2 separate regions of the Homo sapiens genome follow, and region 2 is linked to region 1. Evidence: read pairs that join two places in POLR2A ChIA-PET (ENCODE). Cell type or tissue: A673. All regions are shown on one strand. Links, peaks and the distances in the headings refer to the core of each region. The heading gives the core; the rest is flanking DNA. Region 1 has its middle 360 kb from the start of ADGRL2. Region 2 has its middle 610 kb from the start of LINC01781.

What was found. ChIA-PET counts read pairs that join two places held together with the same protein. Peaks named below come from ENCODE experiments on the same cell type or tissue, not always from the same donor. Only the 100,000 strongest peaks of a DNase experiment are listed, where the experiment ranks them.
Region 2: POLR2A ChIA-PET joins it to region 1 with 11 read pairs; 1 of 35 experiments calls an interaction of 5 or more read pairs at or near these places.

The regions. Positions count from the first base shown.
Region 1 is chr1:82,153,024-82,169,468 of GRCh38, reverse strand. No RefSeq gene overlaps it. Among named protein-coding and RNA genes, the nearest start is that of ADGRL2, 360 kb to the right of the region's middle. In A673, for the core only: no CTCF peak of the experiment used is centred there; a DNase peak (open chromatin) is centred at 7,708; H3K4me3 peaks cover 876 bases.
Region 2 is chr1:81,136,484-81,152,928 of GRCh38, reverse strand. No RefSeq gene overlaps it. Among named protein-coding and RNA genes, the nearest start is that of LINC01781, 610 kb to the right of the region's middle. In A673, for the core only: no CTCF peak of the experiment used is centred there; a DNase peak (open chromatin) is centred at 8,418.

The sequences.
Region 1 (16,445 bases), core at 3,290-11,289:
GGGTGAAGGGAATGAGACTCTGTCTCAAAAAACATAAAATAGGATAAAATCACTAAGAGAGTACATTTCAAGTGTCCTTACCAGAAAAAATAAGTATTTGAGGTGATGGATATGTTAACTTGTTGACTTAATTATTCTGCATTGTACTCATAAATCATAACATAACTTTGTAACCCATAAATAAATGCCACTTTAATTTTTTAATGTGAAAAAATTAATATAATAGATGCATGTATGTCTGATCTTCAAGAGTAAATCTTTGAACACAAAAAGCAGTAGTTCTGAATTAAAATAACCACCAAAAATCGTCATTGAAAACTTCACAAAGTCTACCCCACAATTTTTTCTAACTTTTCACATTCTAACTTTTAACTTTTAAGGCATGTAACACACATCACTTGTTTTGAATCTGACTATATACCTTTGAATAAGCTTATGCAAAGAGACAAAGAATTTTTGAAATCATATTTTTTTAGTGGCTACAGGGACACAGTATTATTGTACATATGACTTTGGGCAAGTCATATAACTTCTCTGAGCTGCCATTTCTTCATGTGTTTCATGTGTTAAACATGAATAAGAATATTTTATTGCAAGATTAATGTGTAAAGATTCACTAAGGTAATGTATGTAAAACAGAAAATATAGACTCTGGCAAGAATAAGTGATCAATAAATAGAAGTTGAGTGATGAGATAATGAGGATGATGCAACCGCATTTCTAATTGTTTCATATGTGTATATTTTTACCTCTTCTTCTAGACTGTAAATTATCTGAGAGCAGGGATGATGTCACTTTTTAATGCCAACAATCTAGTATAGTATTAGGCAAATAATCTGCTATATAGATATGCATTTAGTTGAATGAGAAATAACGATATCCATTGACAGAAGTGTATTTTTTTCTTACTAAAAGTATAAGCAATATCTTACCTAAAACACGACTCAAAATGTCTTGAGCACTGGAATAAATGTCTTCTGAAGAAAGCAATATAGTAGTGATGATGATAATAATAACAGCAAATTGCATTTTGGTGCTTTCTATGTGCCAAATGCTGTTAAAAGCACTTTACATGTATCAACTGATGTAATCCTTTCAACAAACCATACAAGGAAGGTACAATTATTATTCCTGCTTAATGAATAAGGGAACTGAGGGTGAGAGAGGTTAAGTGATTTCCCAAGGTCACACAGCTGGTATGTGACAGAGGCAGGATTTGAAACCAAGAGCATCAGCTGCAAAGTCCGTGCACTTCACTGCTATTCTGTACTGTAGCTATGGTAGATTAAGGGGAAAAAGGAGAACGATCTTTTTGTCCGAGGTACAGAAAAAGAACAGATTAAATCTAATGAAATGGGTCATGGACTTTTATGCTCCTCTGCTAATTTTTTTTTTTTTATCTCAGCATAGTGAAATGATTGTGAAAGTATTCTCTTCCTCCCTGAGGAACAAATTTTTGCAGAAAACCACTTCAATTAATACTCACCATGCAGTTCAGGCAAAAAGACAAATATGTATCACTATGGAAGAAACCACACTGTTGCATTTTAAACCACTTGAACTTTAGAGATGCCAAATTGAACCCCAAGTTCTGAACTTAGTGGGCTCCAAGTTCCCTTGCCTCTAGCAACATAGGTGTTGTAGTCTGCCATAGAATTGGGTGGCAAGGGTTCTTAGTTTGTTACTGATTGTTGTTTTATCTTTACCTCCCTGCAGGTTTTATAGACACAGGACCAGAATTTTTCTCAAATATCAATCTTTTGCTTCCAACTCCATGGAATCTTCAAATGATTTGTTAAGAGAATGTCAACTATCTACTTAATGGTGATCTTTATACTGGTTTTAGCAGGGATCAGCAAACTCTTTCTGTAAACTGTCTGATATTAATAGTAAATATTTTAGGCTTTGCCGGCTGCCTCTGCCACAACTAGTCAACTCTGCCTTTACAGTGTGACAACGGCCTTAGACAATAAATAAGTTAAAGGGTGTGGCTGTGTGTCAATAAAACTTTATTTGCAAACAGGTAGTGGGCCAAATTTGGCCCCCAGACTGTGGTTTGCTGATGCTTGCTTTATAGTAATGCCCACAATTTTGCAGACCAAATCATTCTTGAATCTTTGCATTTTGCCTGCTACTTTATCACAACATAAATTATCTTATTTAATTATCCCAGCAGCCCTTACATATGAAAAAAAAGGCTCAGGCAGGTTAAGTGGACAAAGGTTAAACATGTAGTAAGTTAAGGAGAAATTACAAAGCAAAGAAATAAACCCAAGTCATTTGTTTACATACTCCTTGCTTTCTCCTCTGCATCTTACTCTGCCTGATATAAAAGGTGGAAGGATTGCTTCAGCCCAATAGTTCAAGGCTGCAGCGAGCTATGATTGCACTATCGCACTCAAGCCCAGGTAACAGAATGAGACCCTGTCTTAAAATAAACACATAAGAAAGAAAAGGAAGACTGTAGAATAAATGCATGCCAGTCTGAGACCTCAAGACCATAAGGCCATAATTAATAGCTAGTTTGGGTTCAAAGTCCTTTTTTTTAATCAGTTTTATACTTAATCTATGTCTTGCCATTATGAAATTAAATTCAAATTAGTGCATTTATATGACAATTTTCTTATGAAATTCTGACTTCTTAAGCTGAAAGGTTATATATTATCAACCTCAAGACTATGATATTTGTTTTACTTTGTTTTAGTAAATTACATTTACTCATTATATATTTGGTAAATGTTGTTTAATTTACTCATAGGTTTAACTGATTTCACTGACCTTTTTTAAATGAACTGAACCTGGAATTAAGAAAAATGTCTTTTTTATCCTTCTGTAATTATACAAAGAAAATAGTAATTATAATGTAATCTTTTTAAAACAATACAGAATCTTACCGTTTTCTCCTAGTTTCTCTACCAATATTTTTATTCCAATACACACTGCTGATCTCTATTGAGAATACCCAGTATTGGCACCTCCGAAAGGAATCTGCCTTGAAAATCTAGACTAGCAACTTTTTTTTAAAGAAATGGTTGGCAGGATGCAACAATATCCTGGAAACTTCACCTAGATGCTGAGGAAAGGTTCATTTGTTTCCAGGAAGTAAGGTTTAGTTTTGTTTTAGTGTTTTCTCATCTAAAAACTTTGTAAAAAGATTTTTTTTAGTTTTATATCCAATAGCAATTAGAAATCGTTCCTTGAGTTTTCTAAGTTGGAGCACCAAGCAACACTTTCAGAACGATGAATTAACCGTGCTTTCATTATTCCTCAAAAAAAAGACTATTATAAGGTGTTCTATCAACTTAATAAAAAACATACCCATTATAGGTCATTAAGCAGAAAGATACAATGAAAGAGTTGCTTTTAATTCATGCAGTAGAGATATGCAGGGTGGTTATTATTAGGTAGGATTGAAATGGTGTAACACTAGTGTCACAGCTTGGTCATTTGGAACCCAAATTAGCATAGAAACAATAGTGATGGAGAGGAGGCAGATATTGTTCTTATGTGAGCAGAAATTCTATATCTCAGGATGTAACCGATTAAATGCCTTTAGTCTTAAAGAGCCTTAAACTGAATTTCTAATGATGACTGCACTTCAGAAGATAAGTCTTCTTCAATAAGATTTTTTTTTTAAACTCCAAATGTATTAGTCAGGGGTCTCCATACAACAGAACCAATAGGATGTTTGAGTACGTGTGCATTTAGATAGAAGATAGATAGATAGATAGATGGATAGATAGATACCTACTTTATTAATATAAAAATATAAAATTTAGTGTAAGGAATTGGTTTGTACAATTATAGAAGCTAGGGAGTCCAAAATCTGCACTTGCAGTGGGCTGGCAAGTGGAGACCCAGGAGAGTCAATGGTACAGATAAAAGCCCAAAGGCAATGTGCTGAAGAATTCTTTCTTGTTTCAAGAGGCCTGTCTTTTGTTCTATTCAGGCCTTCAACTGATTAGATGAGGCTCACCTACATTATGGAGGGTAATGTACTTACTCAGAGTTCACTGATTTAAACGTTAATCTCATGAAAACAAGCCTCCAAGTTGACACGTAAAATGTATACAACAACGATGCCAAATAATTAGTTGTAGGTCCCAGCTGAAACTTACTAGTTATATGACCTTAAGGAAGACAGGTAGTTTCTCTAAAACTCAGTTCCTTATTAGTGCCTACTTCAGAGAATGGCTGTGAAGATTAAATGAGAAAATAAGTATAATGTGCTCAAAATAGTCCCTTGCTACAAATAAGACTTGTTAAATATTATTTAAAATTACCATTACCAGAATTATTGAAAGAATCCTGCTGACCAGAAGTAGTCACATTATCCAGGTAAGTAAATAAAGTGCATTCAGTACTGGGATTGACTCATCAATATTATATTTAGATACCTTGTTCATGACATTACAGGGAAGAGGGAACATGGAATAAGGAGGGTGGAATAGTAATACATTTTTCTGGATAAATGTCATATTGATTTGCACATCAAGACACAGTATAACTTATGTGGAGCACTGCACTCACCTAAATTAGGTCACCCTAATGAACTTGGAGGAGGTCAAGAGGAGAGCAGGCAGAAGGTTACTGTATGAGAATAGTATTCAGTCTTCTGTCTAGCAAAGTCTTGGTGAAAAATATGATCAAAGTTTTAAAAACCAAGAAAACTGTAGGTGAGGTGAACTGGGGCTTCTCTAACAAATGCAAAAGTTTGTGTGTCTAGTCCTAGAAGCTGCAAAAGGATTATTTAAGGACAATTCACTATACATACTCCATATCCAATAAATCAACAAATCTCCTTGGCCCATTCCCTTTAAAATATTCTCATAATCCTACCACTTTTCACCACCTCCACTGCTAACATTTGAATCTGAACCAGTATTCTCTCTTGCCTGCATTATTTCAGTAGCAGCAGATAGATAGATGATAGATAGATAGATAGATAGATAGATAGATAGATAGATAGATAGAAACACACCTACTTTATTGATATAAAAATATGAGATTTCATATAAGGAATTGGTTTGTACAATTATAGAAGCTAGGGAGTCCAAAATCTGCCCTTGCAGTGGGCTGGCAATTGGAGACCCAGGAGAGCCAATGGTACAGCTAAAAGTCCAAAGGCAATGTCATACATGAATTGGCTGTTCTACTTCCAGTCTTGCCTGCCTATGAAGTTTTCCCAACACAGCCAGCAAATTGTTTCAAACAAGTCATTTCTTTTCTTAAAGCCTTCCAGTGATTTCCCATCCTACTCTGAGAGGAAAAACTAAAGTCCTTAAAATGGCCAGCAAGATGCTACACAATCAGGCCTCCAGTTATCTCTGCTATAATCTACTGTCACTCTCCCACCATCTCCGCAGCACAGCAGCCTCCTTGCTGTTCCTTGAAGTACCAGGCCAGCCCAGGCCTTTGCACCCCCTCTTCACTCAACCTGGAACCTTCTTCTCCTACATGGCTTACTCCTCACTTTCCTTTGGGCTTTACTCAAATGCCACCTTTGTTTTTATTTTATTTTATTTATTTATTTATTTATTTATTTATTTATTTATTTATTTATTTATTGAGACGGAGTCTCACTCTGTCGCCCAGGCTGGAGTGCGGTGGCGCAATCTTTGCTCACTGCAACCTCCGCCTCCTGGGTTCAAGTGATTCTCCTGTCTCAGCCTCCCAAGTAGCTGGGACTACAGGCACGCACCACTATGCTCAGCTATTTCTTTTTTTTTTTTTTTTTTTTTTTTTTGGTAGAGACGAGGTTTCGCCATGTTGGCCAGATTGGTCTCAAACTCCTGACCTCAAGCGATCCGCCACCCTTAGCCTCCTAAAGTACTGGGATTACAGTTGTGAGCCACCACGCCCAGCCGTCAAATGCCACCTTTGATAAGGCTGTCTCTGGCCACCCAATTTGAGACTGAAATCCTCCTCTCCACACACCCCAAATACTTCCTTTCTTGTTTTACTTTCCCCATGGCTCACTTATTGCCATTCATTTTAATATTTTTGCGATGATGATCTTTTCTTTGGAATATGAACCTAAGGAGAGAGCAGATATTTATCTCCTGTTCTGTGTGGTTCTCCTCCCTGCTGGATCCTCAGTGCCTAGAGCAATGTACTTGGCACAGAGTAGATACTTAGTAAATATTTGTTAAATAAATTAATGATTATCTTCTAGTAAAAGTACTGAGGTCTGAAAGCAAAACATGTATAAAAAAGACAAAAGCGCTCATGAATTTCTGATGACTAATCCTCAAAGAGGTTTATATCCATGTTGCTTGAAGGTTCATACCATGCAAAGCCACCATGGCCTTCCAGGAAATGCTTTGTGCCACTCTAAGATGCAAAATACAAAGCTGAATGGGCCACTTCGTCATTTCAGTACAGCAAGTGCTATGTTCTGCTCTGACATCCACCATGACTAGCATTATTCGTCAACACAGCTACTGCCCCACTTGTAGCTAAATTTTGAAAGGTGGCATTTAAAATTATAGGTTCTTTTTATCTATTCTCCTCCCTTGCTAAAAAATAATCAAGGGATAAGCGCTCGATGGTATGAAAACCATCACCATGGTAAATGTTCAAGTGACAAGGAAGAATGTCACAAGGTTTCAGATTTCCTGAATCATGCCTATTTTTTGCATAGGGAACAAAAAAGATTTCATAATCTAAATCCATTCCTTTTCAGATTCCTGCTGCCTGTGTAAATACTGCTTAGATAAATGACTCCTTGTCCAATGTATTTGTTTCCCCACAGTTGTTAAGAGTTCTCAGAGCAGTTGCTGCTTCAGTCAGTACCAGGGGCTCTCTCTCCACTTACCAGAGTCCTCACGCCCTACTTTTGTCTCCTATCCAGATGGCCTTCATTACAGGGAGAAATGCCACCAACAGGTGCTTCTTGTGCCTGGAAATGCCGTCCTGAAATTCAAGGAAGAGATAATCTTCTGTGTGCCTTAGTGGTGTGTGTGGGTTTAATTGTATGCATGGTTTGAGAAGCCTACAGTCTGCTAAAATATTTCTTGACACTCGTACCAGTTCCTCACTGTTAGAAAAATGTATCTAAATAGCAGAAGATTGCAACCTCATCATCTTAATTTTACTCCTGCAGATCTAGGTGCCATTTGAAGAGAGAAAAAAAATCTTTCATAAATCTGTACAAACCAGGTATCCCAACAATAGAACTGAAATGGAAAAAAATCTATTACTATAGAAGCTCTTGAATATTCTCTAACCAAGTACATTCCTTCACTGATGTTTTCTAAATTAGCAAGCAAAACCTTTCCCTTTGAAAACTCTGTAATAGCTGCCTTCTCTTTCTGAAGTTAGGTTTTCTGTTAGTTCCACAGGCTGGGATTAGTTGGTCACACTCTAAATCCGACTCCTAGTTCTGTCACTGAAGAATTCTGCTTCACCACGTGCAAAACAACCGTTTCGCTGTGGAAAAAAACAAACCGACACTCAGCTCATTGATCTTAGGAAAAATTACTGAGGACGGTGGGGGAATTTGCTCCTGACAAGAAGAATGACTTTAAAGCCTCAAATGATGCAAAATCCTTTCTGTAGCACACATTAGCGATAATCAGGGTGCGTTGCTATGGTTCAGTAGAAGTCGGTACTGAACTTCACAGAACTCTTTCAACCTCTCCTCTCTCACTGTGTAAATGTGAAAGTAACAATAAATCTTGTTGACAATTACTTCCATGTCTATTGGCAGGAAGTCAGCAGCCGTTTGAAGAGGATTGTGAGTGAGATGTGCAGAGGAGCCAACACCCATTAACTATCTCCCTAGTTTCTCCTGTGTCTTATAGAACATGTTATTTTTTCCCAGTGAGCAACGCTTCCAAATGGTGAATTAGTAATATTAGCACCAAATACCACTAATTTGTCAGCTAAGCTGTGTTTTTCCATAGCGCTTGCAGTGGGGGCCAATGACCCCTTTGCAACACAGCTGAGCAAAGATGAAAATCTGAAGATGTTTTATTTATATAATTTTGCCAGGCTTTATGAAAACACATTAAGACAGTCACAGAGGTGACTTAGTTACAGTTCAAAACATTCACCCAGACTGCAAACAGAATCCTGATATTTCAACCTAAAGCCTCCAGTAAAGGTGGCATTCCGGTAGCACCACAGCTATTTTTGAATTTCACAAACTAAATTAAATTTTAATTCATTCGGTCATTTTTATATATGAAAATCCCGTGCTCATTAAAATTGACAAATAAGTTGTTCATTCCCTTCAGACTCTCTCAGGGTTTTAAAACTGGGGAAGGGAAGGAGGAAGGTGCCTAGAAAGCCCCACAACTGTTTCCATCTGACACCAGTGCCCAGCACAGGAGGCCAAGGCAGGATGCGTGCTCCCAGCTGTGGTGTCAGCTGCTGTGCAGAAGTGGTGGAATGTCTAGTTGCTTGCTTGTTTCTAAGAGCACAGATGCTACCAAAGTTTCAATTCAGAAAGGGGTTTGGCATTGATTTTGAGGCCTGAGTGGTTCATCAGAAACTGTGCCTTGAAATTCATGTAATCAAAAGACCTCACCTTAAGAAATATCTCTCCCCAACAGAGCTTGAAAGCCAAAAAGTACACAATTTCCTGTGGCCCACACACTTACCAGCTAAAAAAGCCAACCCCCAGGATAACATATCAAGGGGGTGGAAGAGGATTCAGAGTGTAGACTGTCCAGTGACTCCATGTGTTGAAGAAACTTTTTTAGTTTCTCTCTTATTTTTCTCATGCTCCTTCCCAAACGGTTTTCCAGGGACAAGATAATGCATGGGGAAAGTTCATTACCAGTTAATGTCCAAACCAGGACACTTTTGAGAGTGCTAGTGGGTGCTTATTAAGAATACACTAGAACAATGGGTATAACCCACTACTACCCAGGGCAAACTGGAGCACATAATCTCCCTACCCAAATGAATGCTTAGGACTTTGGTGACAGAAAACATGCTTGTGGGTGGTGGGAGATGGTAAGGGGGCTGAATTCTTTGCTCTTCGGCAGAGGACTGAGAAGCTCAAGCTTCTTCAACTGCAAGCACTTATTCTCATCTAGAGTTTAACATATTACTGAGCTTGGGATTAGAATGCAATCCATACTTACTTGTTCAGTTCAAATGTTTGCTGACTTTAAAACTGACGTAATCATGACTGTACCTGTTATTTGGGCTTTCCAAGTCTATTTCTTGGCTGTGAAGCACATCTAACGTGTAGCTTTGGGGAAAGATTTGTAATCTGCAGATTTGAGAAGTAGGAATAAAAGAGGATGAAGTAAACACAGGCTTTTGAGTCATCCCACTTCCTTACTTTCTGAGTGAGTTTAGCAAGTGATCCTTGCCAGCCCACGGCAAGAGCCTCGGTGAAGTTTGTTTTTTGGGTTTTTTTTTTTTTTGTGGTTGTTTTTGTTTGTTTTTTTGAGACAGAGTCTCACCCTGTCGCCCAGGCTGGAGTGCAGTGGTGCAATCTCAGCTCACTGCAACCTCCTCCTCCCGGATTCATGCGGTTCTCCTGCCTCAGCCTCCCGAGTAGCTGGGATTACAGGCGCTCGCCACCATGCTCGGCTAATTTTTTGTAACTTTAGTAGAGACGAAGTTTCACCATGTTAGCCAGGCTGGTCTCAAACTCCTGACCTCGGGATCCGCCTGCCTCAGCCTCCCAAAGGGCTGGGATTACAGGCGTGAGCCAACGTACCTGGCCACCTCTGTGAGTTTTAATTGCCACTTCTGTAAAGTGGTAATAATAGAACAAGCTCACAGGGTTCTTAGAAGTATAAAACAAGATAAATATGTGTATTTAATTGTTTAGCACAGCAGCTGGCACTTAGAAATCAGTTGGTAGTTAATGATGGCTACTAATAATATTATTCTCATTATTAGTAGAAAGACAACTGGCCTGAGGTCTGTGCTTCACAGCCCTGGATTTCTGTTGTTAAGGATCTTTTGTTATCCTGTAGTTCATTGCACAGATACTGCAGTTCCAAGGAAGAAGATAGTAGTCTACAAGTACCAAAGGACTGCCTTGTTAAATAATTCCTTGTACTTTGCCTGTTTTTACTATTTTATAACAGATTAACTAATCAACCGTAAGGACAACAATCAGCCTTACCTGAAGACTCAAATCTATAAAGAGGCTTTCTCTGGATATTTAAGTTACAAAATGAATGCAGATATTTGTATGGTTCCCTTCTAGCATTTTTACATGCATAATATTTCTTTGTGTAATTCTTGAGGAAGTGCCCTAAGAGAGTTTTAGATGACCCATTAGGCTGAATGTAGAGAGAGAGTGGGGAAAGGCCCCTGTAGGAGTTCTCCACTCAAAAAAGGAGGGGGAATGAGCTAACCATGAATAATCCAACATAATTTTGGATCGTATGAGGTTTCAACTGGCCTCTCGGTTCTTTCCCAGATGCTAGAAAGCCAGAGAACCAATAGATCTTTTTTCAGCTGACAGTTCTTCGCACCTTGTAATGCCCTCAGCAAAACTGTTCATAAGTAGCGACAACATCCACAGACAGTTTGTTCATTGTTCTCCCACCTTCTCTTAGAAAAGTGATATGTCCAAACATAAACTTGAAATAGTAGCTCTTTCTTATATGAGTCAAGCCCCAGTAATGGAAACTCAAACAGCAAGGGAAAGTGTGTTAAGGCTGTAGAACGATTCCCAGACCTGAGGATGGCTCACTTTTACACGAGGATAAGCAACCTACTCCTCATTTTTCACATTTCACCAGTAAAATCCATACAATAATATCTGCTTATATGTTTTCTGTTAAGTAATCTTCTTGAAGAGGTAAAGATAAAAATTTGTAGGACAAATGCATCAAAAACAATAGCAGCAAGATAGTCCTTTTCCCAGCCAGTCTCAAATCAAATCTTTAATTTTCCAGCATCTTATGATCCTGGGCAACTGTGAAAGTGAGTTTTTCAAGGAAAGAGTACCATAGAACCCCCCAAGGGGCAGATAGATGGAAGCCTTTCACACTGAAGTCTGAAGTTGAGCTTATGTGGGGAAGCAATTCATACATTTTTCTGTCAAATCCATGGCAGAATAAACCATGAACTCTGAAAGGCATCTCAACGCACACAGACCTAAGACTGGGCTAGTCTGACAGGGCCTTGTGATGGAAAGTGAGGTTGTAGTAGTTCATTCTCACACTGCTATAAAGAACTACCTGAGACTGGGTAATTTATAAAGAAAAGAGGTTTAATTGACTCACAGTTCCACAGTCTGGGGAGGCCTCAGGAAACTTACAATTGTGGTGGAAGAAGAAGCAAGCATGTCTTACCATGGCAAAGCAGGAGAGAGACAGAGAGAGTGAGGGAAAGTGCCACACTTTTAAATGATCAGATCTCGTGAGAACTCACTTACTACTATAAGAATAGCATGGGGAAATCCTGTCCTCATGATCCAATCACCTCCCACCAGGTCCCTCCCCTGACACATGGGGATTACAATTCAACATAAGATTTGGGTGGGGACACAGAGCCAAACCATATCTGGGGTGGTGTTTAAGATCCTAGGTCTAGCGTCAGCCCTGATAATGGGCTACATATACAACTGATAATATCCATTAAACTATCTGGACTAATTAGATGTAATTTTTATATGTATGGACATTAAGCAGTATTCAAATTCTACCATTGTCTTTGTTTTCAAGTAATTCTTAACAAAAGTAATTTGTTATTTGAGAATAATTTTTGGCAATTTTTCTAAACATGAGAGGTATCACATTTTACCAAAAATACTAACTTATTAACTATTTTATTCACACCACTAGCATATTTTTTTGTCAGTCACTAAGCTAAATGATTCAGAGGCAACTTTATTTTTATTTATTTTTTATTTATTTATTCTTCTTGAGACGGAGTCTCGCACTGTTGCCCAGGCTGGAGTGCAGTGGCCACATCTTGGCTTACTGCAACCTCTGTCTCCCGGGTTAAAATGATTTTCCTGCCTCAACCTCCTGAGTAGCTGGGACTACAGGCATGCGCCACCATGCCTGGCTAATTTATATATATACACACACATATATATATACACAAACACACACACACACACACACACATATATATATATATGTATATTTAGTAAAGACGGGATTTCACCATGTTGGTCGGGCTGGCCTTGGTCTCCAGACCTCAAGTGATCCACCCACCTTGGCCTCCCAAAATTCTGAGATTATAGGAATGAGCCACCACACCTTGCCTTTTTTCTTCTTTTTTTTTTAAGACAAGGTCTCACTCTGTTGCCCAGGCTTGAGTGCAGTAGCATAATCATGGCTCATTGCAGCCTCAACTTCTCAGGCTCAGGACATCCTCTCACCTCTCAGCCTCCTGGGTAGCTGGGATTACAGGCATGCACCACCATGCCATTTTAACTTTTGTATTTTTTTGTAAAGACAGGGTTTCACCATGTTGCCCAGGCTGGTCTCAAACTCCTGGGTTCAAGCGATCCACCCAAGAGGCAACTTTAAACAAGACATATGGAGGGTTATCAAGGACAAGATACTACAGCTGAGGAGCCAGATGTATAAGAAACAATTACAATGCAATGTAATGACTTCTGCAATAGACCTGCACAGGATGCTATAGTAAGATACATGGCAGGACAAATTCATTAGAAGGGAAAATTTATTTCCTGGGCTTTGAAGATGAGTAGGAGTTTATAGAAGCAGGAAAATGGAATTCCTGATTCAAAAAAGTAAATGTAGTAATAATTTAATATATATTGGGTCCCAACTATGTATCGAGTGGTATCCTCAGGACTTTATAGATATTATTTCAATTAACCCTTATAAAAATCCAATGATATAAGTATAATATATTCATCTTATAGATGAGCAAGTTGCAGTACAGAGAAGTTAAACAACTTGTCCAAGATCACACAGCTATAAGGTGGTGGAGCTCTCAGGAAACCTTTAAAGAGTATAGTATATTAATAAACTGTCCAAGAGTCTAATATTTTATAATACATTATGCATGAGATTAAACAGAAGAGGAGAATTTGTAAACTGCCCAGGAAAGTAGGGGAGTGAATGCACTAAAAACATATACTACTACTACTCAGCAGCAGGCAAAGCCTACTTTTCTGTTCTTGGTTATGAGCATGAAATGAAATCATACTATGTGATTTTGTGTTTGTTTCTAATCATATACATCTGTCTAGTTTCAGGCGTAAAGAAGGCAAAGAGTTGGATACAATCAAGATTTTGGTTTTCTCAAGTGAATACCACAGAGCAAGAGTGGGGTGGGGTTAGGGTGTCTGCAAGGCATAATTATAATATTTGGTTGTCAAGAACATTGGGTTGGTGAGGAAAGTGTAAAGTAATCCTCCCAATAGATTAGATGTCACAGTGGTACCTAAAGATCATTTAGGATGGGAAAAGAGAGACAGAGAAAGAGAGAGAGAGAAAGGCCTGGAACTCTATCTAGGAGAGGAAGCAGTGTTCAGAGAACATGCGGCAGGAAATTCAGATTCTGGGGAGATGCTGTGATTGATAATGATTGGATGTAGTTCTAAGCATGTGATCTCAGAAAGAAGGGACAAAAGTAAGGGGAACATAAGGATTCTTAGCAGAGAGAAGGTCAAGGAACTGAGGGGCCAGGTGTTAGATCAACTCTGCCATATTGAAATTACCACGAATGAAGTCATGAAGTCAGAGGTAATCCTGAACAGAGTGGCCATGAACCAGGAGCAAAAGTCCTCAAACAAAGAAGGAAAACCATCCAGACATCAGTAGATGTCAGCAACAATGGGGCCAGCTGACAGACTGAGATGAAGCTTGGGTTTTCTTAGAGTGGGGGAAAGAGACTGCTCTGGAAGCGGCAAGAGAAGCCAGAGCAGCCACTCCACCTCCAGCTGGTGGGCAGAAGCTGTGGGGAGGCCACAGAAATTACCACCCGAGAGGGATATCAGGATGTAAGTCCCAGACGAGCACTAGATTCCGATTCTAATGCAACAATGCAGGGAATATTTAAAGATAAAGTCAAGAATACAGGATATTTTACTTATAATGGAACAGAAGTCCCATTGGAAGGATGTCAGGTGTTTGAAGGAAAGGTATGGATAAGCTCTGTGGGGACTAGAGTGTGGTAGAAACAGGGTAAAAAAGGAGACCTGGGACCTGGGGGCTCCTGTGTTGACTGACGTTAATAGGAACAGGAGCATAATGGTTCCAAGAGATGGTGGTGGAGAGGCTGTAGGAGAGAAAGGTAGGTTCCTGGGCCTTTCTCTTCTTATCATGGTGAGGAAAGTAGAAAGCAAGGGAAGAGAACTCTTAGACTCAAGAACATTCAAACTTTTTACAGGATTCCAACCTGTTTTCACTGATCTTGTAATAAAAAAGAAACTCATCTGAATTGAAACATGGAACATTCTTTAAGGTCTCTAAGCCCAGCAAAAGCAGTGAAGAATGACATGAAAGAGATGCCTGCTACTCAAAGTTGAATGCGACGGGGGCCCAAATTCCCACATGAAGTGCTCACATCCTATTGCTGCCTTTCTGTATCCTTCTGAGATTTAAGTCCCTTCTAAAATATGAATCCTTTCCTTGCTATGGATTCTTTGACCATTTTCTTTTGCCTAAAAAAGGCAAGACTTGTAAAAAATTACTCAGTTTGCTTTTATTTTAAATCACCCAAGAGTTGGAGGTTACTCTGACAGTAAGCTAGCAGGATGAAAGAGGAAAGATTAATGAGTCTTTCTCTAAAAACCAACAAATCAGGTTCTCATCAGAAACACAATAGTCTTGGTTATTGTTAGGTAAGGGAGAATATTTAACATGAAAAAAAATAAAATAAAGGAAATCATGCAGAAGAAAACAAAAGGTCAAAGAACTGTCTTATCCTTTTTAATGCTTGGGGCCTCTGTTGAGCAGGGAAAAATTGAGAGAGACATTATTGTCGTCTCTTGCCTCTGCTTGTCCCATTTTGGTTGCTTTATCTCCACCTATAACTTAGAAAGAGCAATTATAAACAAATGGGGACCAGCATGAGCACCTCTCTGGCAGCCTCTCAGGGTCAATTGTCTCCTCCCAGCCCCTGCACCAGCAGAGTGATGCATAGCCCTTGGATGTCGGCTGGAGGAAATGCTAAGGAGGCAAGTGGCCTGTGATTTAAACCCATGCCTGCCTTTGTCCGCTCCACATGGAACTCCATCAGGAAGGGAGCCTGGACAAAGTTTTGCTCCTTTAAAATACAGGAATGGATACAGGATATATGATAAGCATACAGAGTGATTCAAGGGAAAAAAAAAAGCGATAGAAATCATTTCCCATTATAATCCTTGTGAATTGCCTTACGTCTCTAATATATATCGCTTGGGAAATAATTTTAAAGCATTTAAAAATATCTTCCATTTTCTATTATGAGCCTTTGGATTTCCACAGTTTGAAAGAGTGAAGAGACTATAGCTTAGAAAACTAATTACAAAACATAAAAATGCTCAAGTCTAATGGAACATATCAGATTGGAGGAAGATTCCAGCAATGGCAGGCAGTATTACAAATGTAGCCCACATGAAAGAAGGAGCCACATCTGAAAAGAAGACAGCAGTTCCTACCTCAATGTCTTGTTCTCAACATCTTTGTTTTACATTCTCTTTGTTCCTGTTGGCTTACTAATTAGCTGTGATTTTTTTTTAATGCCCCTTACAGTAGGTTAATTTTGTCTAACTCACCAGCAGGGGTTTTTGTAATACATAATTCACAGAGCAATGTCAATGATTAAAATTCTTTCATTAACACAGCACCTTAAAGATAATAAATATGAAGCCTTTAGCTTCCAATCTGTGAGTGCAGAAAGCCTAATTTTGTATGGAAAGAAATGCATGCTTAGATAACTTGGCATTGCAAAACAAAATGGAATCTGAGTTTTAGAGTATTGCAAACACAAAGTTGAGCAAATCAAAGAGCAGTTATTTTGAGCACAGTGATATAGCAGGGGGTTTTGAGAGAAATTCTAATAACATACTTAAAAAATGCAAAACATGCAGCTAAAAGTGCTCTTTTCTGGCATTTATGTGGGCAGTGCTGTGGCCTTGTGGATGATTAGCTGGAGAGAGTCAACATGTCTTAGGTTGAAAGTTGTCAGTGGCTGAAAGTTGCTTTGGCCTTTCCATGCCATTTCCCTTCACTCTCTTCAAGAATTTTAACAGGTTTGACTCATCAGATTCCAAGAAGAGCAATGCAGTAATTAGAGATAGGATATGAAATTTCATTTTGCAAAGTTTTAATAACTCTTAGAACATCTGTTCCTCTGAACTCTATCACTTCCTTTACACCTACACCCAAACGATTCTTATATTTCATTTTGCTAAGTACAAGCTCTGTTTGCTTCTGTGTATTCAACCTGATACAAAAAGGATAATAATCACAGATGTCTTGGCAACAGCAGCCTAGAAAACAGAGAATCTGATCACTAAATGTGATTTTGTTTAGAGCCTTTCCCCACTGACA
Region 2 (16,445 bases), core at 4,347-12,346, 1.0 Mb after region 1:
CTTATCTTCAAGGCTCTCTTCTTCTTTGCAAAACTTCTTGAACCAGCACTGCACTGTACATTCATTAGCAGCTCCTAACCCATATGTGCTGTTGATGTTGCAAGTTGCCTCCACTGCTTTACGACCCATTTTGAACTTGAATAAGAAAATTGCTGGAGTTTGCTTTTTGTCTAACATCATTCCCGTGGTCTAAAATAAACATAATATAAACAGCAAGTAATAAGTCATTAGCAGAAAAACATAAAGTGAGAAATGTCCATTAAAATGATGCATAATGTAACCACATTTGTTTAAAATTGTATTCCAATATCAAACGTCAAATTCAAACAGTGCAAAAACTGCAATTACATTTGCACCAGCCTAATAGAATGCAGGTCAGAGAGCTCAAGCATAAATGTGAACATATAATGGTGGGAAGAATCTGAAGGGACTGGAATTTTCTTTAAAATTGGAACAAAATTTATTTTTTTTAATTCCATTTATTTTGATGCCAGTCCTCTGCTATCACAAACATATAAGCTTGCAAATAACTGTTCATCTCAGGAGATGGGTCCTGGAAGCAAAGCCTCTCTCTTGGAATCTTGTTATATTTGCTTCAGCAAAAAGCTTTTTATAATCAAGCCACTGTCAAGGCCATAAAATTTTAATTCTTTTTGGGTTGTATAGACTAGTAAGTATTTCATCTTTATCTACTGGCAAGATTAATTTAAAATTAACCTTGGCTCGGCATGGTGGCTCACGCTTGTAATCCCAGCACTTTGGGAAGCCAAAGTGGGCAGATCCCTTGTGTCCAGGAGTTCAAGACCAGCCTGGGCAAAACGGCAAAACCCATCCGTACAAAATGTACAAGAATTAACTGGGTGTAGTGGTGTGTGCCTATAGTCCCAGGTACTTGGGAGGTTGAAGCAGGAGAATCACTTGAGCCCGGGAGGCAGAGGTTGCAGTGAGTCGAGAGTGCACCACTGCACTCCAGCCTGGGCAACAGAGTGAGAGCCTGTCCCAAAAATAAATAAAATAAAATAAAATAAAATAAAATAAAATAAAATAAAATAAACTACACTGAAGAGAACTTTGCACCAATAGCTTTTTAATATCCAGAAGTGAGGATACCACACAACTACAGAACTATACATTTTGAATGCCTCTTACACAACTCCTCTATACATTGACTACTGCTGTTTGGATTTCTAGAAGCTTTCCACTAGCATAGAATTATTACTGCAAGAAGATGACAATGGGTGCACAAGTGGTGCCACATTAAATGACAAACATTAAAAGAATCATTCAGGCTTGGAATGGAAGACAGGATAGCTTATCTGTGTGTTAATGCTGCCACTTAATTCAGTTGCTAGTGAGGAAGTTCATAACGTTCTTGCCAGTAGCTGACTCATATTTCAATACTTGATACTCTAGGGAAAAAAAGAGGTGCTACCTTATCACTCTATGAAATGTGCAGGGAATAGGAATGCTTGATGTAAAGCCAGTTGAAGAGCCTCTGATTTATGTCATCACAAATACTTTATACACATGTATGGTTAAATTGCAGCTTACATATCATTCACAGCACAGAGTAGAGTTCCAGTATGAAGAACCAGCAGGCCACCTGTCTTTACTGAAAATGACACATTGGAATGTATCTGCAGTTGTTTAAATTGGGAGAGTGGGCCAAATTGTTTTACCAGAAATCCTCTCCTGGGGATGGAATGTTTGCATGTGTACATGGTAACATCACTCAGGGATTGATAGAACACTTCACTATTGTTGGAGACCTGTCTCATCATTCAAGGAATGTGTCTGGCTGGCCATACGGGACATCTCATCACTTTATGGAAGACTTATTCCAAAACGAAGAACCAGGTCCGAGTGAGGCCTTGCTTATTCATTTTACTTCTTGCTATCTGTCTTTTTTTGGAGTGGGGAGGGGGATACTTTTCATCTAAGAAGTCAGTAGACAAAATTCTTTGCTGATAAGCTTACAGGAGAGCAACGTTTTGACCTACAGACTCTTGGTCATCTACAGTGTGTTATCATAATATGAATGCCAAGAGATAGACCACAATTGAATGCTATCAAGTGAATCGGAATCATTTGTCTATTAATGGGGAGAAAAATGAAAATGTAGTTATGGTGTTTTTGAGGTGTATCATATGCTTAAGTCCAGTACAATTGTTAAATATTAGGTCACAGGTTGACAGCAACTGCATTCTTTTCCTGGTGTGATCCTATGAAAAATACTCTAGATGGTAAAAATTACAATAAAAATTAAAATAGAAACATAACATTTATACGTAGGATTTTTGTTTTGTTTTGACCTCTTTTTGCCAAGTTCACTGCCTAATGTTTTATGAGCAGTGTTTCTCAACTGCAGCACTATTGCACTATTGACATTTTTTTATATAAAAGATGGGGCTTCACTGTATTGCCCAGGTTGGACTTAAACTCCTGGGCTCAAGCGAGTTTAAGCGAACCTCCCACTTCAGCCTCCAGAGTGGTGGGACTAGAGATGCATGCCACCGTACCCAGCTTAGCACTATTGACATTTCGAATTTCATATTTCTTTGTTGTGGAGACTACTCCCACAACATTGTACATTTTTGTGCAATTGTAGGATGTTTAGCAGCACAACCTGGCCTCTACTCTCTAGATTCTAGTAACACCTGCTCCAGTCTTGAAAGACAAAATGTTCCAGACATTGCCAAGTATCCCCAAGAAGGTAAAGTTGCTCCAAATTGAGAACCATTGTTCTATCAGTATTATGTAGGGATGTATCATCATTAACACACTCAGTATATTTGGCAAGATGTAGTGATAACATTGTAGACGTTTTAATGTGTCACATCCTTTTGAACATTTTCAGAGGCAAGCTGTAGAATTTTGGTTCATTATCAAATGCATTTGATATTTTGCCCTATTTAGAAACAGTTTCTACTACCAAGGGATATACTAGCCTAGATTTCCATGGCACATTCATTTAAAAGCAGTTATTCAACATAATCTTAGAAGGTCATATGTGCCATGATAAGTCAAACTGGTTAATCATCTAGCCAGTCTATGATTTGGCCTCTGACGCTCACCTAGATATATTTTGAAGCTTTTAAAAATGCTTTGCATAACATCACATTCCAAAGGAATCCCAAGCATCTCTCATTTGATTAAAACATCCATTTTAAAATAGTTGCACCACAAATGTATTTAAAACTGTTTTTGAACCCACTTGTACATGAACTCTTTATATTTTAGAGGAGGTAAATTTCTAAATTTTGGGAAGCTGGAAGGCATTTCTGCAACCCAGCCACAGGGCCCGTCTTGTACTGGATTCTTCTTCACTTCTTTCTCACTGTAGGCTGGCAAGACTCAGTCAGTTCAGTTTTCCTCTCTTTTTGATAGCCACTGCCGCCCATTCTATCTTTTGGGGTTTCATTATCCACCAGAAAGGAAGGCAGAAGCTTGTGAAGTCTTGCCAGTTTGACCTTTTATTTACCTACCTCTGACAGAATCGCACAGACCTCTTTTGTTTTAAGGGTTTCACTGCTAATTCCTTTGGGGAAAATACTGAAGAGATAAAAATAATAAACGTGGGAAAGTGATGAAAGTTACAGATGCTTACAAAGTTCTTACAGTCTTATTCCCTTGTTGATGGTTCATGACTCTTTTCTGAAGATAGGAATTGGAAACTTCCCTTTGAATCTTGTCCTGTAATTTTATTTTTAAGACTGGGGCTAATCCAATGTCACTTCTCCTCTGAGCCATCTACGGAGTAGGTGGTATGCAATTTTTCTCCTTGAAGTCTCCTGGCTCACCATTGGAAAGGTTTAAGGCAGATGCAAATTTTCAGGCTCTCTCCCCTTAAACTATTCTCTATTCACAAAGGAATTACACCTTTCAGACACTTCTTCACAATGTTAAACTCTGCTGTCTAAAGTCTTGATTTCTTATCCACACCAAATAACGCATGTTATTTTTTTCCAAACATCAAGGTGTATTTCCTTAGTGTTTTATTTTTTAATCATAACCCCTCACAGCCTTACATATTTTCATCTTTTCTCATTTGTAATTATATCTACCTTAATTGTTTCTCTTCTTAGAGACTTCCTTGAATGTGACATCTGGGAATACCAATATAATTTTACTTTGGTAAAAGGTCAGACTCCTCTGTTTAGCAAACATGTATTTATTAGCTAAAGAGTGTCAGGGACTCTTGTAGAAATTAGACAAAAACCTGCCCTCATGAAGGGTACATTCTAGTGATGGAGACAGTCAGGAAACAAAAAATATAGCACCTAGGATGTTAAATGGTGATAAGTGCTACAGAGAATACAAGGCAGGAAAGGGGTAGAAATTGCTGGTTTGTAGGGAAGTATTTATAATTTTAAGTGGAGTGGGCAGGGAAAACTTCATAGAAAAGAGATATTTGAATAAAGACTTTAGGAAGGTAAAGAAGAGAATTATGTTGATTTTCAGAGAAACAAACTGAGAGAATATCAACCTAATTTTTACTAGATAGAAGCAAAAGCCAACACAAAAGCTCAGAGGTGGGAATGTGCCTGGCATATTTGGAGACGAGCGGTATGTTTAGTTGGGTGGGGTAGAGCAAATTAGAAAATTTAAAGAAGATGGAAAAAATAATAAATAATACCTGTTTGCACCTCTATGTTTACCATTCTTCCTAATTTATGCAGTGTTTTATAGGTCATTTTGACAATATTAGATTTAGTGCAATGTCTTTAAAGATATTTTCAAAGACATTAGTCCAGGAATTTCTTATTATTCAGTCACTGGTTATCAAAAGTGCTAAATCTGGTTGAACCGTTGCAACAAGTTATAAAGATGCTCTGATATTTGTCATATTGTTGGATTTCTTTTAGACAATCACACCAAACCAAACCAAACAAAACAAAACAAGCTGAAAACTTTGGCAAATCAACAAACGATTTAATCCTTTGTGGCTCAGTAGCTGAGTACCAGTAAGATCCAGGGAGCTCAAAATGTATGCCAGATACACTTGGTACTAAGGGCAACTCATTTTGCTAGTGCATCTCATGGCTATGTTTGAACAATTGCAACAAGTTATAAAGATGCTCTGATATTTGTCCAATTGTTGGATTTCTTTTAGGCAATCACACCAAACAAAACAAAACAAAACAAGCTAAAAACTTTGGCAAATCAACAAACTATTTGATCCTTTGTGGCTCTGTAGCTGAGTACCTGTAAGATCCAGGGAGCTCAAAATGTATGCCAGGTACACTTGGTACGAGAGGCAATTCATTTTACTAGTGCATCTCAGGGCTATGATTGTCAGGGTTGTGAAAAATAGAACTTTAGATTGTATTGACTCTAGGAATTTATAATAATCACAAGTCTGTTACTTCTAAGAACATAAAATCCACATTCAATTGGCTTAACTAATAAAGGGAATTTATTGGTTCACATATAACTGAAACAACTGGAGGAGTCAAATTTCAGGGGTGGCTTAATACAGCAATTTAATGATAGCATCAAGAACCTGTTTTTATTGTAATTTTTTCCCATCTGAACACTCCGGCATCTGTGGGGTTCGCTTCACCTTAAGACTAGCTGTCCTCAAGATGGAAATATGTCTGCTGGAAGCTCCAAGGACTTCATAGTCACATGATGCTGCTGAGTGTGAAGAACCAATGTCTTTGTCTCAAAATTCTCAGCAAACTCTCAAGGTTCCATCAGATTGGATAAGAGTAGTTGAACAAACTATTTTGGCCAGGACTCCATGTAATTGAACCCAGGAGGTGATACCAGATTCTGCCAAAGATCATACACTAAGTTGGGAGTAGGACTTGGTTTCCCCACACTGAACTGGGGTAATGTTGCACTAAGAAGGAAGAGGATACAAAGTAGTAAGAACTGTGAATCTACCAATGGTGATGCAATGCAAACAAATTGCCTTTGTAATCTCAGGGTCTTGTACTGTGTCTGATATACAGTAGATTCTTATGCTGATTGCCTTAATGAAAATGCATTTATTGAATGAGTAAACATTTCTGATGAATATAAACTTAAAAAGGGCATAATAACTTTTGTCATTGTATATTTTGTAGAAAACTCTGTATTCTGAAATCTGTGTTGAAATCCAGGTATGACAGCTATACTATTTCTAAGGAATGACCTTACTTCTGATTTTACCTTTGAAACTCTCAGCAGAAAATTTGGAGGCTAACATGAACCTTTTTGGGGAAAGAATTAAGGTTTTCTGAGAGGGAAGAATTTCACACTCAGAGAAGTGCAGTAAAGTTCAAGTAAATGTTCTTTGCATCTCAAAAAAAAAAATAGAGCAACTTTTCATTACCTTTTCCTCTGTTAAGTCACAAGTCAAGTTGTACTTTCAAGTAAACCTTTCTCTTTGAGAAACTTCTCAGGTCATCTGGGAATCAGAGGCTATTACAAGTTATGGCTTTGCACATTGCTAATAGAGGATATCTATTATTTTATTTAATTCTTACAAAAGTCTCATTAGGCAGTGTAGAATAGTGGTTAAAAATTCAGATATTAGATTCAGACTGCCCAGTATCAAATCCTGGCTCCTTCATCTCCTAGCAATGTGACCTTGGGCAAGCTATTTAATCCTCTATGCCTCAATTTTATCATTTGTAAATGGGGAGATAATGCTTGCCTCTCAGGTTTGTTATAAGGAATAACTGAGTTAAAATATGCAAAGTACTACAGAGCATGCCTGGAACATGATAATCATTCGATAAGTATTATCCATCATGATAATGATGCTGCTGCTTCTGCTTTTCATACATGGGAACCCAAGTCTCTGAAAATCTCAGTAGCCCTCCTATAGTCCCAGAGTAGCAATGTCATAAAGCTGAATTCAAATGCAAGTATGTTTGACTTTGATTCTGCAGCTTTTCATACTACAGCCTGCCCCTTCCAACCTTTGTCTTTTTACTGACTTCTACACACAATATTTTATTACTAAATTGCCATCTGGGAAAAATCTGGGACTATGAATATTTCTCGTAAGTGCGGATCCTAGCACAGGGTTTTACACCCTGTGGGAGTTCAATAAACACTGCTAATGTGATCAGAGATATTCTGCAGGGAATCCTAGCTCCAGGTGGCATTAGAAAAGACACTAACACTAGAAGACCTCCTTTAAAATACACATCTTTACCTGGGAGGATGAGACACATAAGCCTTCATTGTTAGTCTTCTCTCATAACTATCATGCCCTAAAGTGTCTGCCAGTTGAATTGCTTGTTAATTTAGGCAAATTGGAAAGGCATAGAAAGATGACTTAACAGAGCAAGACTAGGAAATACATGTAACATGGTGTCATGTGCCATCTTACATATGGGCACCAAAACTCATGCTGAGAGGCCTGAGTTTCCTTATGAAAATGAGCATTATTACTCTTCTATCCATTATGTGCCCAGAATAGTTGTAAATAAAGACATCCAGAAAAGCTACTTTCAAATGCAGTGGTGGGAAAAAAGACATCAAAAAATGCCGACAGTGATGAGCAAAGGATTTTAGCTATTTTTATTTCTTATCTCTTCTCCATATTTTTCTTTTGTGATATAGGTATTAGTCCATAATAAAAGAAATTTGTGTTTTAAAAATATGGTAATACTGAACTTTCTACCCTACTTAAATTGGCCAGAATAAGTTTGAAACATTTCAGCTTAAGAAGTTATGTTTATCTTGGTCTATGTTGAGTTAGTGATGGTTTTGAGGAATTACACTGGCATAAACTGCATAAAAATGATGTTATACATCAAATAGACATAACTCTCAAGAATTCTAAGATGCATATTCACTGGGAAGACAGAACACACACACAGACACACACACACCACAAGCATCAAACATACTACAAATAAAAAACAAAAATTCAACAAACTCAATTACCCAGGCTTTTGAGAAATAAACAACTTACATGAATATATCTTGTCAATTATATAGAATTGCAGAACAAATTTTCAAAGCAAATTGAGTCATCTAACAGATGAAAACACAGAACATTAAAAAATATTATATTGTTAGTCTTAAAAGATTTTTTTAATAGAAGAGATTCTTCTCTGTATATATGTGTGTGTATATATATGTATATGTATATCTTTAGGTGATTTATGAGTTATCCAAAGTATATTTAACATTGTGTCACAAGACTTGGAATTAATTATGACAGATAGCTATGAAATTATATTTCATAGAGAGCATTTGATCTCCCAGTCCATGTGTTTTCACTCTCAAATATTTAGAAGAGAGTTTAAAGACAAAGACATATGGAGGATGGTTTTATGTGTGCAGTTGACAGAGGAATCCTGCAATTTCGTAAGACCTAGAACATTTTGCAGTAAATGATCCAAAAGGAGAACAGAAGATTAGTCTGATCTCTCACTGTGCTAAGCATGATCAAATTAAGCTGCATAACTAACTCAAAAAATAGCAGCAACAGAGAGGGACAACAGGATAAAACGTCAGAAAGGAGTAAAGAATCTCCAGAAGAAAAAAAAGTGTGACCCTTTTTGTCTTTGGAAGTAAGTAGGGCTCCTGCCAAAAGAAAAGACTGCTTTTGAATAGAATCTAATTCAGAGGATTGAGCCCCATCCAATCCCTTTGTCAGCGCTTTAGCACTTTACGCATTTTGTCTATAAACAAAAAGAGAATGGAACATCTTAATGCTTTTCCAACACTATTCCAATATGTAAAAATTATTTTTACTTTTGGAAACAATTAATATACTGGAGAAAAATGGTAAAAACGAAAGGCTAATGCAGGTCATGAGTTGGTTTAAACCTGTTTTCTTTGGTCTTCTACATACATAGATTTACAATAATTCTATTTTTAATTCTCAGGAACTTTGCTACATAGTGCACTATTCTTGTAATTCTCATGCTGTAGTTTCTCTTCAGTTTGTGTAAATCTTTCTCTAATTCAATTGAAAATGATGAAATATGTTGATATTTATAAATGCTGAATATTCAGCCAGAAGACATGAATGACTGTTATAAGAGGTTATAAGAGGAAAAATCCCACAGGAGTAACTATGAGTACAGGGCTTTCTTATGGCCTTTAGTGCAAACTGTCAGGACATACTCTGTTTTTTTTGTTTCTGGAGCTCTCAGTGAAATGGGTAGCTCGGAGCACACAGAGAGGAAATGGGTCCCATTCTGGGTCAAACCTAATAAATTCTTATTTTGAAGAAATTTTGGAAAACATGATTATTTTGAGCAAAGATTTCATTTCTTGTTTTACTTATTTGAGTTAAATCAGAGCGATGATTTGCCTTGACATGGAATTCCTAGGATGTGGGATTCCTAGAGTGGTCTGCAACTGCCCTGAACTATGAATGTTTTCTGCCTCTGAGTAATATGGAAGAACTCTGGTGTACACTGGGGTCATACAAGCTATAAAATTAACCTAGCATTTAGTTATATGGACCCCATTTTACTTGGTGTGTACTGAATTGGTGAATAAACTCTGTGTCTCTATTGCTCCGAGCTTGGGTTGTCATTATCATGCAACAGGGTTGGCTAGAATGACACAGAAGCAAGTATACAGTAAAATGATAAAGTATTCATGTAGTCTTGTTTTTTTCCCCAGCCTAGTTAAAAATATGAAACAAACAAGTAAGATAGGCAGATACACTTACTGTGAACTACAGTCTCAATCCATATTCAATGCTTGCAACTCTCTCATCTATTCAGCTTTGTGTCTCTTCTCTGCATTGTTATAGCATTATTTAGTTAGTTGTTTACAGCTAGTTTATCTTCACATTTTTCTTATTCAAGACAAATTGCATTTAAATGTACTCAGCTAATCACTAAATGTACTTTATGGAAAAGAAAGACCAAGTAGGTACATCTGAGGCAGTGACAGGAGAACAATCCAATCATTTATTTAAATGAATTAATCTAAATGTTTTATGCATAAAAAGTTCAATAAGTTATAAATCTCAGAAGTTAGCCTGTATTTATCAGAATTTTAAAAACCTTTTATCCTCTGCAAAATATTTCTATCTAAATCACGGTCATGACATTTCCTTTACAATGAAAAGAAGGTTCTGAAAAATCCCCACAATTTTCCTATTTGTAATCAGGAATACTGATTAACTCAAGTTCAGTTTTCCATTATGGGGCAATAGAGTGATAAGATATAGCTTCAGTTTCAAGGTTGAAATAATACTGCTTAATTCTACTGTGTTTTCACCTTGAATATTTTGTTTTTAACTGGAGTAGTTATATTCCATGTAATTAAGATGCCGCAACTCTCTTTGAAGCTCAGAGAATCTAATCACTTATACAGAAAAGGTTTTATTCCCATAAGTTAACTGTTGGCAAGTGCAGATGTTTTTGAGCAATCTTACATTCCAGAGTTCTGCCTCACCTCCTGACTAAAGAATGGGATAAACTTTGCTTCTTAGTGTCCTCTACAATTAAAAAAACCAAAACAAAACAAAAAAAGGTTCACTTTTAACTTCACCTAGATTGTAGCCCCTAAAGCATGCTGCATATAATAAAATGATTTTTATTAATTATTTTTTTCATGGAAGGGCAATGCTTTCTGAACATCAAGTTCCATTTTTTGTGTGTGTGTGTGTCAGAGAAAAATAAGGATTTGTAGCCATCCCCACTCAGGCCTGTTAGCCTGGGCAATTCTCTGTTCACATTTTTCTTTCAAATAGATTCAACAGACCAATTGCTAAGCTGAAGTTCATGAGCAATCTTTCCTCTAACATTCTGCAATGCCTTCTTGACATTTTTTTTTATTAAACTAGATTACATTTCTTTAATTAATTTTTTTTTGAGGGCAGAAAGCTAATATTTTAACCTCCTTGAGTTTATACAATGGAAATATTTTCATCTGTGACAAATGGATAGTAACAATTAATGACCAAAGAGAACAGAATATGATTAAAAAGCAGCTTTACAAGTGACACCTGAGGGACTTAAGAGTGCAATGGGCAACTTTACAATGTATATGACCATTTCTCACAGATTCCAGAAATAACAGAGGGACACTTTGAGGTAGACCTTGAGGATTGCCTGATATTATACACAAGAGAATTGCCCAGGTCAACAGACTTGGAAATATAATCTCATATCAAAACAGGTATTACTCTCATAGTCAATGTGTGAAGTATGTTTATATTGATGCTCTGACGTTTGATATTTGGCCGTCGCTTGACACAAGATAATTTGGAGAAACGTTCACTTCTACCATTCAAATAACAGTTAAAGCAGATTGGACAAGACCCTAAACCAAAGCATCTAACTCCTCCTTGGGTACAGTTAACCCATTTATGCCTGAAGTTGCAATTTTTTGAATTTTTGCCATCAGACCTTGGCAATAACCTTGAGCAGTAGGCTATAGACAACTCCCACATGCTTAGCGTTCCAATAATGGAACACTAGCCATAAAAGGGTTTAATATCCTATGCAGGAGTCTCCAACCTCTGGGCCACAGACCAGTAGCAGTGGCTGGCAGGTGAGCATTGCCACCTGAGCTCTGCCTCCTGGCAGGTCAGCGATGGCATTAAATTCTCATTGGAGCCCAAGCCCTGTTTTGAACTGCACATGTGAGGGATCTGGGTTGCATGCTCCTTATGAGAATCTAATGCCTGATGATCTGAGGTGGAATGGTTCCCCAACTTCCATGGAAAAACTGTCTTCCATGAAACCAGTCCCTGGTGCCAAAAGGTTGGGGACTACTGTTATTTCAATGAATACATTACTAAAAACTACTACCAATAATTTTTTGACCTGAAAAACACTGGTGAACTCAAAAGTGAAATAGTGTGTTTTTAGTGGTATCCACTTACGATAGTCTTCCAATATGTCATTATGATGACAAGTTAAAAGAAAGAAAAGAAAAGCACCAGTGAAATCAAATTGAAAGCAATCCTTTGATGGAAATAAGATTTGGGACTGCCAGATACTTACAAAATTATAAAAATTATTAAAATTACAATTTTTTATATGTCAGCTCTGATTGTCTAGATCTAAAGAATTGGACAAAAGAAGAAATTAAACTTTTCACAAAAACTCAATCTCCTGTTGGAACAAAAGTTTCCTTGTTACCAGAATAGATGAATATGCAATGTATTTGTTGAATGCAAGTATGTGTTCATTGAGTGCACGAGTGATTCAATGAATGAATGAGATAACTTAACGTGTTCCTATGGACATCATCTGCAGTATTCAATCAAGTATGTTCTTTTATTCTCAAATGGAACATTGGAACAATGTTGCCTTCAAAGTTCATGCAGCTAAACCCTTATGCAATGGCTATGTATATAATATTATGTTTATTTTACTTGATGAAACCTTGCAAAAGCCTGAGAAAGGTTTCCTGACTCAATTTGAGTGGTGTGAAAGGATTATATTTGAAGAATATTTTTTACTACTTCTGTAACAACGACCTGGTGATATTGAACACTGGAAGCTACCAACCCTTTCATAGGCTATACATTTGACCTGCCATTTAACCATCATCCTTGCACGCATAGCTCAATTATCTGCAGGTCCTTAAAGAAAAAAAGCTTTCAGTGAGTTCACAGGGCAAAAAGCAAAAGAAACAACAACTGGCAGCTAGGACAATATCTTGGATACGTTTAATAAGTATCATCTTACAAAAACCAAAGTGGAGAATGTATAACACAAGAGATAAAAATGGAAGAGGTAGTTGGGAGTTTCACTTTCGAATTCTGGTATTGCTGACACTATAACAAAACTAAATCCACATTTTATCAGAAGAGTTTTGAGAATAAGGAATACTACATTTTCAACACTGCTCTGTGCAAATGTTTGAAAACAGTGCTTCAAAATATATCAGAACTGTTAATTACTCACTGCACTATTGATCATGGACCTCTGATTTTTGACTTGGCAGAAAGGATGAGCAGGCTATTTTTCATGTGATTCTGCTTTAGATAAGGGTCTTCGTGAGAAGTCGAAGTAGAAGTAGAATCATGTAATTTGCTTCTTTTATTATCTTCATGAAGATCTTTGCTTTGACTCTGGAAGACTGCAGAACAGTCCTCAAGTTGCTGGTCTTCTGTATAATAGAAATATCTGCCAGGCCTTGAACATTATGGCAAATAAATTGTTGACAGCAACTGATAGGCCAAATATCACCCAAGCTGCCAAGGAAAGACTCCCTCCGATGTGTGGGTGAGATAAGCATAACATTTTAAGCTTTCAAATTCTGTAGTGACTCCCTTCCAAGGAGCTCAGGGTACGTTATAGACATTGTATCACTAATCCTAATACATCCCAATATGGCTCCGGCCGAGTAAAGACAGGAGAAAATCTTCATCATGCATTATGTTGAAATTCTAATATCTCTCTCAGCTCAACTAAGTAACTTTGATCATAGGTGTCATAGAAATAATTAGTTGGATAGGTGGAAAGATAGATTAAGAGCCCACCAAGTTTTATGTCTGTTATTATTGAGGATCCATTAACCACCAGTTTTCCACGTGAAGTGTTTTCATTGTGATAAAAGCCTCCATATTTTTTAGTGAATGCCTGATCATTTTCCAGGCACAAGACATCACTATTTCCACTAGAAGACAGTAAAATATTTCTGAACAAAAGAAAGAGTGGAGACTCCCATGTAATGGGTTCCTATTTATTTTTAAAGTAATCGATAGTTGTTTGCAAGTAATTGCACCGTGTAATCTGTAAGTAAGGTAAGACTGAAAACACACATCTGAGTAATCACATGGTCTAATCTGTTCAAATGGACAGATTATAGATGATCCTGAGACCTCTAATTTTGGTAAATTGTCATTGTGACCCTTACATGGCTGGCTTTGTACTGTATGTTCCTTGTGAATTTCAAAGGAAGTGTAAACTTCCTTGAACTACTCAACTACTATAATGATTGAAGTTAAGTACTGCATTTTCTATAGAAATCAATGAAGCTAATCACACAAGCACAGCTCAACATATCCCATTCAGCAGTCTTGAAAATACTTGAATATCATAATTGGTCTGCAGCTGAGCACATTTTAGTCTTCAGATCCAAGGAGGATGCAGTATCCATCTCAGTTCACCATACACAAGTGAATAATGAAAGATTTAAAACACAGAGTGTTGTTTTTATTAAAGAGATTACTCTTGAAATAGTTTCATAGGGCTAAAAAGTCTCTTGTTTCTACACCTTTTAAAATGAACAACTGAACACTGCAAATATACTAATTATTTTCAAGCAAACAATGCATTTATAAGTGGAAATTTATCTCTCAGGAGAAAAGAAATGTCTTTTATCAGCAAAAGGAACTTGTTAAGAATAAAAAGTATTGGTTTCAGAGGACATACGGGGTTGAAAGTCTGTACTAAACACCTAACCCAGCATGTACTCTGAAAACAGTAGTTATGATATGAAGAAAGTATTATTGCTGTCTCTATTTTGCAGATGAGAAAACTAAGGCTTAGGTCACCTATCCAAGTGTACAGCCAGAACTGTCTGAATCCTATAGACTTGAGTTTAGATATGTAATGTCTATATTAAGCTGGTGAAACAGAATTACAGTTGAGCAAGTGTTTTGTTTGTAGGAGGGCAGGAAGGGTATATCTTTTCTCCATTGCTGCTTATGGGAATGGCACAGTCACGAAGTATGCTGGGGAAAGCTGAAAGCATTGATTTTAGGCAGCATCCAGTTCTGGTTTATGCCTCTAATTACAGTAGTCTGCTAGTGTGAGCAAATCTTTTTCCTTCCCTCATTTGTTTTTAATCTGCAGAGTCAAGATGATATCTATCTTCCATATATGCTACAAGAATATTGGAAATATTTATTGCACTTAAACAACATATGAATTCATTGCTTTGACTATTTTGAAACAGCTGTTTCTGAAATAGGGAGTCCAATTCTCCTCTCTGGATAATCTTTGCAGTGATATTATTAGGGTGGCCAGAGTCATGAAAAGTGGCCATTCATGCACCTTTTGAGAGAAGATAAAAGGAAGGATACTGTGATACTTTTTATAGAATGCAGTGTAAGCCCCCTGACTCCAAGTAGCTCTAAGTAAAGTTCCGATTACTGCAATTGCTGCAATTTTCCAATTGCTGCAGAAGATGGAGTATTTGGGAGTCCCATGATATCACAAGCAAAGTCAGTTCCACCTGCTGTCTGTCTACTTAGGGAGAGACTCACGATACTACGCTTTCTGACCACAACTGAAGTTCAGGGGGGGCATTTTTCACAGCTTGTAAAGACTGCCACAAGGCAACTAAATTGTCTTCTTTCTTCTTCTTCTTCCTCTTCTTTTTTTTTTTTGGTACAACCAATCCATGTAGTTAAAAACACAAGAAGTGTCTGCTGTAATATATTTGCTGTCAATTCCCATTATCTCTACAAATCAACTCCTTCCTGACTTGCTCAACTCTCGTAGTGACATTTCCATCTTCGAGTCACCAAGGCTCAGTAAATTAACTCATTTTTCAACATATATTTATCGAATGTCATCTTTATCTTTTCTCCCTCACTGGCCCGCATATCCAATTAATTGCTAGGTCAGCCATCTCAAATCCTTTTTAAAACAAGGTTAAGGCCAGGCGTAGTGGCTCATGCCTGTAATCCCAGCGCTGTGGGAGGCTGAGGCGGGCAGACCATCTGAGGTCAGGAGTTCGAGACCAGCCTGACCAACATAGTGAAACTCCGTCTCTACTAAAAATACAAAATTAGCCTGATGTGGTGGTGCATGCCTGTAATCCCAGCTACTAGGGGGGCTGAGGCAGGAGAATTGCTTGAACTTGGGAGGTGGAGGTTGCAGTGAGCTGAGATTGCACCATTGTGCTCTAGCCTGGGCAACAAGAGTGAAACTCGGTCTCAAAAAAAAAAAAAAAAGATTAAGTAAAAATAAATTACGAAACAGACAATATCCAATCACAAGTGCTGTAGAATCATCCTCTCCAACAATTGTGAAGACATCTTTTTCTGCCTATTCCTCTGGCATTATCATTATATGAACTTTGCAAAAAAAAAGAAAAAAGGTAATTATGAAAAGATTATTACAGTTCTTAGAAAATTCTTTCTTACACTGCTTTCAATAAACTTCTCAATAAATTCTTATGCTCTCCCCGTTTATCATTTACCTGTACTGACCTCTTCTCATCTCTGTGAGTTCCATGAAGCTTTTCTCAATTTTCCCAACTGAAATAATTCATCCTTCTTCTGAGTGTCGATAGCATTTTATCTCTACTTGTCTTCTGGTAGCTTTGTTTTTTCTACTTGTAATGAATTATGCAATTGCCTTATTATTGCTTTGTAAGATTCATAACGGCAGAGATTAGAGACTACATCATAGTAGAAATTTGGTATTTTAAAATTAATGTTTTCTATTTAACAATTCTTTATCAAAATGGAAAGGTAAGTAATCTGATTGAATAAATTTTTACTAATATGTAAATGATAAAATTATAATCCTTCAGGAAGTGCTTATATTTTAAGGAAAATA